4 separate regions of the Homo sapiens genome follow, and regions 1, 2 and 3 are each linked to region 4. A link is a contact called in ENCODE Hi-C or POLR2A ChIA-PET data. All regions are on one chromosome and are shown on one strand. Each heading gives the region's core, a stretch centred on a gene start or an enhancer-like site at or near the end of the contact. The rest is flanking DNA. Distances are from core to core; before and after follow the strand shown. Region 1 holds the start of CCDC32 (coiled-coil domain containing 32). Region 2 holds the start of KNL1 (kinetochore scaffold 1). Region 3 overlaps FSIP1 (fibrous sheath interacting protein 1). Region 4 holds the start of BMF (Bcl2 modifying factor).

Region 1 (2,983 bases), core at 274-2,773, 460 kb before region 4:
CTGGGATTACAGGCATGCGCCTCCACGCCCAGTTAATTTTTGTATTTTTAGTAGAAACAGGGTTTCACCATGTTGGCCAGGCTGGTCTCGAACTGCTGATCTCAGGTGATCCACACCCCCTCAGCCTCCCAAAATTCTGGGATTACAGGCATGAGCCACCAAGCCCGGCCAGGAACTGAATTTTAAATTGTATTTTAGCTGGGCGCAGTGGCTCACATCTGTAATCCTAAAACTATGTTGTTTTTGTTGTTGTTGTTTTCTTTTTCTTTCTTTCTTTTTTTTTTTGAGACGGAGTCTTGCTCTGTCACCCAGGCTGGAGTGAGAACTATTTCCTCAGCCAAGTTACTTGGCTACTGATGGTTGGCTGATGTCTTTCATCACGTGTTTCTTGGGAGAGAGTAACTGGTGTTGATCCTGGAAGCTGGGGATGGGGAGGGGTCGATCTCAATGAACAAGCTGGTATCTATCCCCTGAAGGATATCAAAGGTCATCTCCTTTAACAACTACAACAACAAAGCATTCTGACACACACTTCTTATGACCACTCTCTCCTTTATGTACTCTGGCCACACTTCCATCATATACTCTATAATCCTCAACGCCCCCCTCCTTTTTTTTTTTTGAGACAGTCTTGCTCTGTTGCCCAGGTTGGAATGCAGTGGTGCGATCTTGTCTCACTGCAACCTCTGCCTTCCCGGTTCAAGCGATTCTCCTGCCTGAGCCTCCCGAATAGCTAGGATTCCAGGCATGTGCCACCATGCTCAGCTAATTTTTGTACTTTTAGTAGAGACAGAGTTTCACCATGTTTCACCCAGGCTGGTCTCGAACTCCTGACCTCAGGTGATCCACCTGCCTCGGCCTCCTAGAGTACTGGGATTACAGGCGTGAGTCACCGCGCCCGGCTGTCTATCACTGTTTACTGTTATTTGTAAACTTTTATGCCTCCATGGCGGACCCCCTTCCTACACTACTAAGCTGTAAGGATCTCCAGGACTTATATCAAGTCATATGTGTCTTAACTTCACGCTTAACACAATGCTTAGAACACAGCAGGTGCTTGGTATCTATTGACTAAATGAATGAAGGAAAGCTTCATAATTTGATGAATGAGACACGAGTCTCCTGGGAGAGTAAGGAAAGAAGCCGCCGAAGTGCTCTAATTTGGGTAACGAAGGGGTGAAATTTTTAGAAGACAAACACCGACAGAGAAAGTTGTGGAGGAGGTGAACTGGCTCCGGCGACTAGGAAAAGTCAAAAGTCTTGGAAACGACTTCCCTATCCAAGCAGGGACTGGAACCCTGGATCTGCAAGGAATCAACCTGGCCCTCGGGAGGGGAGGGGCAATGCTCAGGGCACGTGACTCCACCGTTTCCCGGCAACCAGAGCCCCGTCCACCGCTCGCCTCTTGCTGCTCCTCACTTCTTCACCACGCTGAGCTCCTCTCGACCAATCGACGCACAGAACATCGTCGGGTGGGAAGGTAGTTGGAGGACTCCTGGGCTCCGTCACTAGGGGACTCCGCCCCTCCCGATTTCCTCCGGGCTACAGGCGACAGAGCTGAGCCAAGCGTTTACTGGGCAGCTGTTACGGTAAGTGAGGAGGGGCTGGGGTGCCCAGCGTTTTGGATCTCCCACTCTGGCCCGGCCCCGGAATACCACATAGAGGCCTTGGGACCTGATTCATCCCGTCCAGACAGCCCTAGAGACCTGAGCGACTGAGGCCTGGGATCTGGACGCCGGAATTTCCTGCGTGGTTCTGGACGCCCTGCCCTGGGGTAAGGGGCCATGCGGGGCTCTGGTGTGAGCAAAGTTTTGGTTTTGGGTGGCTTTAGACGAATTCGGGTTGGGGGTTCACTGTAGCGCTAGACATCAGTTCACCCAGGACCGCCGTGTCATAGCTGTCCCTTTTACTTCCGGCCTTTACGCTGGCTGGGCTCTGTCTCCTGGCATTATTCAGACCTTGCCTCAGGCAGCCTTCCTGATTTCTAAGTCTCCTCTTGAAAGAAGGTGTCAGCCTGTCTCATATGCCTAGATAGTTATAAAAGCCTCCAGGCTCTTTGCGTAGCTTTTCCTACCTGCCCGTGCTTGGGCTGCTTTCGTTATATTTTCCAAACAAGCAGGATGGTATTTGATAAAAACATGGATTCTGGAGCAGCACAGATCTGGTTTTCCTGTCAAGGATTCCCCACATATCAGTAATGTGCCCTAGAGCAAGTTACCCTTCTGAACTTGTTTTTTCATCTGTAAAATGGTGAAAATACCTACCTTTCAGTGATTGTATTAAAATAAGAGCATGAGACATACGGCTGAACTGCATGCGCTGAGCACACAGCCCTTGCATTGTAACAGTACTCTCTGACAGACACTTTTTACCAAGCAGGATCTTCATGTATATGGAACTGTGGAAAGACCTTTAGTCTGTGTTCTGTTGAAAACAGAATTTAGGGGCCGGGCGCGGTGGCTCACGCCTGTAATCCCAGCACTTTGGGAGGCCGAGGCGGGCGGATCACAAGATCAGGAGATCGAGACCACCCTGGCTAAACGGTGAAACCCCGTCTTTACTAAAAAATGCAAAAAATTAGCCGGGCGTGGTGGCGAGTGCCTGTAGTCCCAGCTATTTGGGAGGCTGAGGCAGGAGAATGGCGTGAACCCGGGAGGCGGAGGTTGCAGTGAGCCAAGTTAGCGCCACTGCACTCCAGCCTGGGCGACAGAGCGAGACTCTGTCTCAAAAAAAAAAAAGAAAGAAAGAAAGAAAAAAAAACAGAATTTAATTGACTGGAGATAGAACTGTTGCATTTTGGAGATCTTTGGAGAAAAGTGCAGGCTGGTTGTCCAACCTGGAAATGCCCTACAGATTTGTGTGTGTGTGTGTGTGTGTGTGTGTGTGTTAAAATATATGTAGCATAAAATTGACCATTTTAACTATTTTTGTGTGTATGATTCAGTGGTGTTCACATTGTTGTGCAACCATAACTACCATCCAC
Region 2 (2,803 bases), core at 129-2,628, 490 kb before region 4:
TATCTAGAGTCAGTATCTTTTACAGTCTATTATTTAACATCGAACACATCATTAATACTACCATTCCAAACATTTTAATTCAATTTACATGTATTTATCATCTTGTAAAGATTTCCAGCCATTCGCAAAGTCAAGAATTATACTGCTTTGACCCTAACCTTTAATTACCAAAATTTTACCACATATTAACTCCCATCTGTAAATCATCTCTCCAACCAACGTCCACCTCAAATGCGGTCTTCTCCACAAATCCATCACCAAAAGCATCAAATAAGCTCTCCCTTTTCCGTGCTCCCACACCACTTTAGAATGTCCTATAATCTTTTACATTCTGTCTTGTATTCTAGTTATTTGTGTATATTAGTTATTTCCCTTTGTAAACCCCTCTAGGTTTGGGAATCATCTGTCCCCGGCCCTATCACAGGATAAGGAACCCAATAAATATCTACAGGATTCGACGGAAGTGAAAACATCAATTTTAATATCTAGACTGGAATAAGCTTCTGCTTTGGTCTTCATCCACATCCTTTATCTGTTAATGCCTATTAAACCTATCTGTAAAATTCCAATCGGCAATACTTTTTCCTCCCTCAAACTTGAGTATTTAAATAAACGTGAAGAATAAGGGCTTAAATCCTGAGGAATAATGAACAGAAGAGGATTTTTAAAAACTAATTTGCGCAGTACTAATATTGACTTCATTTGTTAAGGTTATTATACTTGCAGAAAACGAAAAATCTGTTACGTGCGGCCAGCACTCCGAGCAGACACCTTAAACCACGAAGAGCTGAGAATTTTAAAATCACTCATTGCTGTCACTTCATTTAGAGCCAAAAAAAGCTTAAGTGAGAAATACAAACAGCCGAGAGGTCCCTAGGGAAGAGCGGCAGGGGTGCAAGAAGAGTCCGCGAGCCCTGACAGAGGACGGCAGGGCGGGGCGGAAGAGGACGCCAAGAGAGCGACGGACAAGCAACCCGAGCCGGGTGGCCGGAGGGGCCGAGGTGCAGGCGGAGAAGTGTTAGGGAAGCGGGAGGCGGCACAACGTACAGGCCGAGGAGGGGAAAAAGGGCACAGTGTGCCCGGCCCGGGGCAGGGGCGTCTACTCGGCCCGGCGCTAACGGAGGCCGCCAGGCTGAGGGAGCGTACCCTACCTCCCACCGCAGGAACTTCAGGGCGCCCAGACAAAACCCGAAGCCTTCCCTGAAGCCCAGAACGAAAGAGTCATTCTCTTTACCTGCCGCGGCAAACCTCCTCGACAAATTTTGCGCAGACTTGTTTGGGGTCCACACGCTCTGAGTTTCCTTAGAGCGGAAACAGACAGCCGCCTCTAGCAGTCCGCTCACAACGCCCGGCTCGCCTCAGTGAAGTATTCAAATCTAACCGCCTAGGTGATGCGCACGCGCAAAGCGGCTCTACGCGTCGGCTCCGCCCCTTAGGTTCCAGACCAACCCTATTTCTAAGACTCCTTTAGGGAAACTACTTTCCCAGACTCCGTGCCAATTTTATTTCCTTCAGCTTTATCTCTTTTTCGACCGAATTTCCTCTGCCCCTCCCCAGTGGAGACCTCCCCCACAATCGTGGGAGCGGCCATCTTCTTTCGATTGCTTGCTATGGAAGTGATTGGACTTTGGCTTCCGTACAAAATGGCGGCTTCCATAACATTGCGTCACAGCCCCTTGATATTACTCCCTATAGCAATCAGGAAACAGTAACTTACCGGGACGAGGTGGCCGAGTGGTTAAGGCGATGGACTGCTAATCCATTGTGCTCTGCACGCGTGGGTTCGAATCCCATCCTCGTCGATGTGGTGGCTTACTTTTGCTTGTAACCAAAGTAAATTTGCAGAGCAGAATAAATTTTTTAATAACCAAAGTAAATTTGCAGAGCAGAATAAATTTTTTAATAACCAAAGTAAATTTGCAGAGCGGAAAAACTTGAATACTTATTATTTATTACTCAATTAATCTGGCACCATCAGTTTCAGGCCTGAAATGTTGAAATACAGTATTTGGAACGTTCTGACATCACAGATAAAGAAAAGGGAGGGAAAGAGACTTTCCAGGAATCAGAAATCATGCTGGATTTAATTTCTTTTTATATGGAGTTAACAACAGTGAATAGAATTCCACAATTATTACCATCCCATATGTTCCAATGCTGCTCTGTTCCAACTTTAACACAGCTCCTAACTGAGGAGTTTCAATTATTGTAGACTGTTACTCTGGGGTTTTTAACACCTGTCCTGATTATGAGATACCAGGTTTCACTTCAAAAGCTACCATGAGACACTTTATCCGGTATTTATTATCTACAGGCACCACATGTTTTACATGAATTACATCACTATAACCCTTGATCATGACAAATATTTTTATTACTCCATTTTACAGATGAGGAGACTGAAAGATTAGCTTGCCCGAGGTTATACAGCTTCTAAATTGAAGAAAGGAGAGTGTAACCCAAATCTACTAGACGCTGGCTTAATCACCCTTCTAATCTGTGCTGTAGATTAATAATTAGTATTTATCAATCCTACACTGTGCTGTAGATTAATAATCAGTATTTATCAATCTTTTGCAGTCATGGTTTACAGATTGTCTCCTCCACAAGGCTGTCTGCATTGCACCATGCTCCACAACACGGCCTCTGGCAGGTGCTTCAGCAAGGTTTGGGCACTGAGTATGGAAAGCAGTGGCCCCATTCTCTGCTGGCTCCAGTGGCTTCTTTCTGTTACAGATCCAAATCCGTTGGGAATGTTGATACCTCCTTGGGCTCAGGACATTGAGTCACCCTTCCTTAGCCT
Region 3 (2,716 bases), core at 208-2,707, 480 kb after region 4:
TTTGGATACACTCCCCTGACCTGGCCTTAAATGAACCCCTGTTTGGGAAGATCCTTTACAGACACAGCACCTCCATCTTCAGGCCAGCTCAACACAGAAGACACATGTTGAAGATCCCAGAGACAGAGTTCTGAGGATACCTTCTCTTCAATTGTGAAGTTTAGATGATATCAAGCAAAGTATTTAAAGTTCTAGAGACTCCTGTGGGCATACATAAGTTCTTTAGGTTTCATTTATACCAGATTTCTCCAATGTGACTCATCTATCAGCTGATTTCCTGCAAGAGGGTGAGGTTTAATCTGGATCCATTGGAGGTTAAGGTATTTAAATAGCTAATGGCCTCCTTGACTACTGACCCCATCACAACCTTCCTTGACCCAACTTATCTCTACACAGTAAAAATAGGCATCATCAAACTGAGAGTACAGAAGGCCTTCACCCATGCAAATGATACTCATAACTAATAATAGCCAATAAACAGTCTTGCCAAGCAGTGGGAGCTAGCTGCTCTAAAGTAACAAACTGGATCTACTTCCCGGAGTAGGGGGTGGAGTAGGTTCCAGTTCCCTCGGAGCATGAGAACTACTCAATCAGGGGCCCCTTTTTAGGCTCTTTATGCAAATCTGTGCACCTCATCTCCTGGCCAGGCTTTTTTAGCTGGGAGTTTGGGGCAGAGGTGCCAGGCCCCCTCCAGCTGTAGAGCTGGGCCCCAGACTTGTTTCGGGAAAGGAAGTGATAGACATGTGATAACAGGGCCATTCCGGCGACTTGCTCAGAACAAAGGGCATCTGATCCAAGTGGACTTGCTGTCTCTACTGCTAGAAAACAGCTACTGTTGGCAATCCTCAAATGGTAATTGTCCCACAAAATGAAAACATAAGAGTCCATTTTCACCAGTCACCCTGTTAGAAAGCAAAGTCACCCTGTTAGAAAGCACAGTCTGGCTCTCCTGCCGAGCACCTCCACACTTTTCTGCTTATGTCCCCGGCAAGCCATGTTTCTAGCCCTTTTTCAAATAGTAGGACTTGAGAATCCTACCTCCTGCTTCTAGCTCCCTCGATCCATGCTCATCCCTAACTTACACACTGGGGTCCCGCTGGCAGCCCACCTCTCTCATTCTGGTACATAGAAACAGAAAGCTTGGATCCTTGAAGCCATGGAGCCAGCCCGGGCACCTGGGCCACGGGAGACGAGCCATCACAGAATGCCCAGGGCCACAGCAGCCTCTCACCAGGCAAACCCATAAGGCAAGCCCTGCCTCACCCGGCTGTTTGGGGAAGATGGGTAGCCTAGGCATGGGTGGGGTCTGATTCTGCACGGTGACTTTGCCATGCCAGGCCCCACATAAAAAGGGCTTCCCACACCACCACAACGTTCATGACCTCGCTTCAGAGCTGTTTGCCGTGACCTACTTCACACTCAGTATTATTCTGTCCACTGAGCCTCCTGGCTGCTGACCTGGGAGCTGACTCACTTTCCTGTTTACAGCCTTGCCTCAACCCTCACTCTTGATGGTGGTTTACATAGTTTCTCTGGCAATGATATTTGCTTCCTTTTTGACTAGAGTTCAGATTCTCTTCTGGCCAGACAGCCTCTGACTATTCTGGTGAAAAATATGCCAGATTGTCCCTGGCCCCCAGGACCCTTTGTCCTTGGTTTGGCTTCTTAAGAGCAGTCTACCTGCCGGACTTGCCTTTATATGATTGGGGTAGCCTCAGTGTAAGAGAGGAAGGTGGGAGAATGGAAAAGGGAGGGAAGGAGCTAGGAGAGGAAGGAAGAACAAGCCCTTTTCTCCTATGAATCCTTAGCGCCATTGATACAGACATTAAAATGAACACCAATTATTTTTCCCCCTTGATTTTTAGATGTGTTTAATCCAAAAGAGCTATAGCAAGTGATGTGAGCCTATTGTGAGCATTCAGACTCGATAGTGCTGTTCTGTAGCCTAACTGGAGTGCCTTTATTTTTCTATGCACAGGTAGGTATTTTCTGACAACTAGTTCTACATTTATATCTCAAATAACTCTTCAGTGAGTACCCAGATTTAATGAGATCAGTGAAGTTTGGAAACACTTCCATCATTAATCTTGTAGTTGACTATAGAACTAAATTAAGTGGCAGGTTCCTTCTGATGGTTACGTACTTCATAGTAATTATAGTTCAAAAATATGATATTTTTGAATCCCTGTTCTGTTGATACCTTCTTGTTTGGGAAATCACCTTACCCACAGCCCTGCCAAAACCTTGGGCTTGGATGGTTGTGTTTCTACCATGTGACCCTCAGTTCAGATGTTTGGACCAGTGGTGGACACTTGAACCTGACACAGGCAGTCCATCAACCTGGCCAGTGACCAACCAGGTTATCTTGCTTGAAAATTTAAGCAAAAGAATATAGAGAGCTAAAGGACATAGTCAGTTGTTGGTGGGTGTGATACTCTTACAGAGTCAGTTCATGCTACATAGGCAAGCTGAGGTTGTGAGAAAGCAGAAACCATCAATAAGCAGAGAAAGCTGGTTTGCAGAGAAGAGGATGCATCAGGCAGGCAGTGAGTGAAGAGATGACATGGACCCAGAAAGACAGATGGGGCACATGACTGGTGCCTGGTGGTTTCTCAGCTCTAGACTCTGAAAGGCCAGTCTATACTCTTATTTCCTGCTTGTCGTTGTCCATGAAATGACTTCTTTGATCTTACAGCAAACCTCAACCCTACCACCT
Region 4 (3,001 bases), core at 411-2,910:
GTGGTCAGAGCACTGCTGAGCCCTACTGCCCCTGGTGGGTCAGGGTTGTTGCAGGACTGGCTCCCTCTCACTGCTCTCTGGACTCATCATTTTATCTTTCCTAAAACTCAGGCTTGGTCAAGTCACTCATCTCCAATAAAATCTTTGCTGCCTCCCCTTTATAAAATACAGATTCTTCAGTCTGGCATTCCAGGGACACCTCTGTAGTCTGACCTGAACCCACCTGCCCATGCCTACCGTTCGTAAATCTCAGTGTGCACCCAATGATCCAGTCACCAAGCCTCCCTCTGCTCCCTGCACAGGTAAGCTCTCCAGCTCAGCACTTCAGTCTGCTACCCTTAGGCCTGGGCTATTCTTTTTTATTTTATTTTATTTTTATTTTTTTGAGACGGAGTCTCATTGTCGCCCAGGCTGGAGTGCGGTGGCGCTATCTCCGCCCACTGCAACCTTCACCTCCTAGGTTCAAGCAATTCTCCTACCTCAGCCTCCCAAGTAGCTGGGATTACAGGCATGCGCCACCACGCCCGCCTGATTTTTGTATTTTTAGTAGAGACAGGGTTTCCCGTGTTGGCCAGGCTGGTCTCCAACCACTGAGCTCAAGTGAACCACCCGCCTCGGCCTCCCAAAGTGTTGGGATTACAGGCGTGAGACATGTGCATCTGGTTTTCCTTATTGAAAAATATTTCCCATTCAATTTAAAAGCTGTCTCCCTGAGGCCTTCTCCAGCCTTTGTATTCTGAATTTTTCTGCATTCCTCAATAGTCATTATCCTTGGAATGAATACAATTCCAATAACTTTTCACTATTTTCAGGGCTACCTCTCCTAGTAGACTGTAAGCTCCTTGAGGGCAGACGCCAGGTTTCTGGCACTCAGCCCAATATCTGGCACAGAGTAGGTGCTCGGTAAATGCCTGTGAAGTAGCCCATAGACTCCCTTACGCGGTCTGCAGGACATGCTGCTCTCCTGGCAGCACCAGCACAGTCTCTAAATGCTGCCATATGCGAGATATGTGTCAACCGCTCAAGCAGCCCCGGCCTTCTTGAGCGCTCCGCTTCTCAGCCAGGTGCTTATTTTGCCAGTGCCCACGCCCAGTCAAGAAGAGGACCTAAGGGCTCCCCTGGATGTGTTTGTTTCAAACACACCTTCAGCTTTGGAGCTGCAGTTTTCTTCCGACCTGCTCGGCAGGCGGGAGGGAGCTTTCCCCTGAGGCTGGGATCCCATAGGGACCCGCACCCTGCACCCTGCACCCACTGGACGCACCAGCCTCATAAAAAAACTCCCCGCCTCCTTCCCCCCTCCCTTTGTGGACGCGCAGCAATTATTCTGCCCATTGCCGTGAAAAAGAAGACAAAAGTTACTTTGGCGCCCCCTCTCCCACACCTAATACAGAGGATTCAGGGACTCTCTGGCGCTTCCAGAGCCTGTGTTAGGGACAGAATCCGCACTGGCGACGGCGCTCCGACTGCGCTTCTGGCGACGGTCGGAATTTTGCTCGGCCCCTTGCAATGTTTCCATGGGAAGGTTCGTACATTCGTGACCGTCCCTGGCAGCGGCCCAGCCCGGGACTTGGCGCTTCACTCGCCATTGGTCAGTCCTCGGCGTGACGCGCAGGGGGGCGGGGCCTCATCAGCTGTTTGCGGGATGCCCCGAGCAGGCGTATTTTGGAAACAATACCGCACCGTGCGGAGTGGCCTCCTCCCGCCCCGGCCTGTGCCCGCCGCCGCCGCCGCCCCTGCCTGCGCCTCCCGCCTCCTGCCGCAGCCCGGTGAGCGCCCGGGTGGCCGCCGGGGGCCGGGCGGAGTTGGATCGCAGCTCCTTGGGGAAGTGGGGAGCGGAGTCGCGCTGCGCACGGGGGCCCGGGAAGGGTTTGGGCTGCGGACGTCTGGGGTGACCATGAAGAACTGGGGCGCTGGGGTGAGGGAACGGGGTGCAGAACCCACAGTTGGGTGCGCTGCTCCAAGAGGGAACTTGGGGGTAGCATTTGGGACTCGAAGGAGTTGGGTCCAGGTAGGCAGGGGAACCTGGGGTGCACTGCTGAGCAGACCTGGGCGCCCGAGAACGGCCCAGCCTCTGGGTCTGACTTTGGGATAGGACAGGAGCTGTGGGGCATCCTGCCTCTCTGCGGAGTCTGAAGGCTCCTCTCCTTAACAGCTGGGCTTTTTCCCTCCTTCCCAATCGAGTCTGGGCGTCCAGCCCCCGAGTGCTCGTCACGCTGGACCCTGGCGCGGAGCCCTGGCATCACGACTCGGAGGCCGAGACTCTCTCCTGGAGTCACCCAGGTCTGGGGTGTGTGTGTGTGTGTGTGTGTGTGTGTGTGTTCCTAGTCACTGTCGAGGATCTGGGTGTCTGACTACTGCCTTCTCCTAAGAGGAGGAGGAGTCTAAGTTCAGCATCCCTCTTCCAGCCCTTAGGGGTTGGGATGGCTGCAGCGGGGCTTGAGTTCCTTTGCTAGGAATAAAGCATTCCCTGGCCCTGTTCTCAGGAAGTGCCCTCCTCCTCCCACCGCTCTGGACATCACCTCTTAAGCTCAGGAGAAAAATTTCACCCTCTCTTAGTTTACCCTTGACCTTGGCCAGCACCCCTCCAGAGGCGCCCACCTACAGGCAAGCCACCTACAGTTTGTGGAGCGTGAGAGGGGTCCCTGGGGCTTGCAGAGCCACACCTTCTGGCTGCACCTCCCCCACTGTCCAGTCCAGGCAAAGGTTGAACTTTGGGGCTTTGCTGGGAGGGGGAGGGGAAGGTGATAGGCTTCAAAGGAAAAACCAAGACAATGACTCGTGCTGGTGATTGGCTTTGAGGGCCCCTTCTTAGGTCAAGATTGCTAGCCTGAGAAGAGGAGGTTGGAGAGCTGGAGGGGAGCCCCTGCCAGGTGACTGGCGGGACAGCACTTGGTCCTTTCATCAGGAAATTTTGTTTCCTGTTGTTAATAAGCTGGAGTGCACCACCTCACCCCCCTCCCCATACACACACACACACACACACACACACACACACACACAC

What was found. A loop is a pair of places that touch in the nucleus more often than their neighbours do. ChIA-PET counts read pairs that join two places held with the same protein, here RNA polymerase II (POLR2A). Pooled maps may share reads with other maps.
Region 1: a map of gastrocnemius medialis shows a loop between it and region 4 (3-fold over the local background). The contact joins the promoter of CCDC32 here to the promoter of BMF in region 4. A Hi-C loop is called at or near these places in 2 of 168 maps with a recorded cell type or tissue (B cell and gastrocnemius medialis), 7 of 37 single-sample maps with no recorded cell type and 15 of 50 pooled maps. POLR2A ChIA-PET finds 5 or more read pairs at or near these places in 1 of 52 experiments (activated B cell).
Region 2: a loop to region 4 is called in a pooled map, with 3 times the contacts of the local background. The contact joins the promoter of KNL1 here to the promoter of BMF in region 4. A Hi-C loop is called at or near these places in 6 of 50 pooled maps. POLR2A ChIA-PET finds 5 or more read pairs at or near these places in 3 of 52 experiments (A549, Caco-2 and GM10248).
Region 3: a map with no recorded cell type shows a loop between it and region 4 (5-fold over the local background). The contact joins the enhancer-like site here to the promoter of BMF in region 4. A Hi-C loop is called at or near these places in 2 of 37 single-sample maps with no recorded cell type and 7 of 50 pooled maps.

The regions. Positions count from the first base shown.
Region 1 is chr15:40,563,582-40,566,564 of GRCh38, reverse strand. CCDC32 (coiled-coil domain containing 32) reads left to right here and starts at 1,523. Exons shown (of 4, transcript NM_001080792.4): 1 at 1,523-1,589. RefSeq lists enhancers at 301-595, 1,075-1,124.
Region 2 is chr15:40,592,824-40,595,626 of GRCh38, reverse strand. It overlaps KNL1 (kinetochore scaffold 1), which reads right to left and starts at 1,378. Exons shown (of 26, transcript NM_144508.5): 1 at 1,235-1,378. TRS-GCT4-2 (tRNA-Ser (anticodon GCT) 4-2) reads left to right here and starts at 1,721; the gene lies at 1,721-1,802. RefSeq lists enhancers at 899-1,218, 1,439-1,658 and a silencer at 1,779-1,828.
Region 3 is chr15:39,623,677-39,626,392 of GRCh38, reverse strand. All of the region lies in intron 10 of FSIP1 (fibrous sheath interacting protein 1), which reads left to right. Among named protein-coding and RNA genes, the nearest start is that of THBS1-IT1, 39 kb to the right of the region's middle. RefSeq lists an enhancer at 2,528-2,617. Within about 2 kb of position 1,457, at least 19 of the 41 ENCODE cell types and tissues checked have a DNase peak (open chromatin) inside an H3K27ac peak, as active enhancers do.
Region 4 is chr15:40,107,538-40,110,538 of GRCh38, reverse strand. BMF (Bcl2 modifying factor) reads left to right here and starts at 1,660. Exons shown (of 5, transcript NM_001003940.2): 1 at 1,660-1,766; 2 at 2,153-2,280. RefSeq lists a silencer at 1,603-1,852 and an enhancer at 2,362-3,001.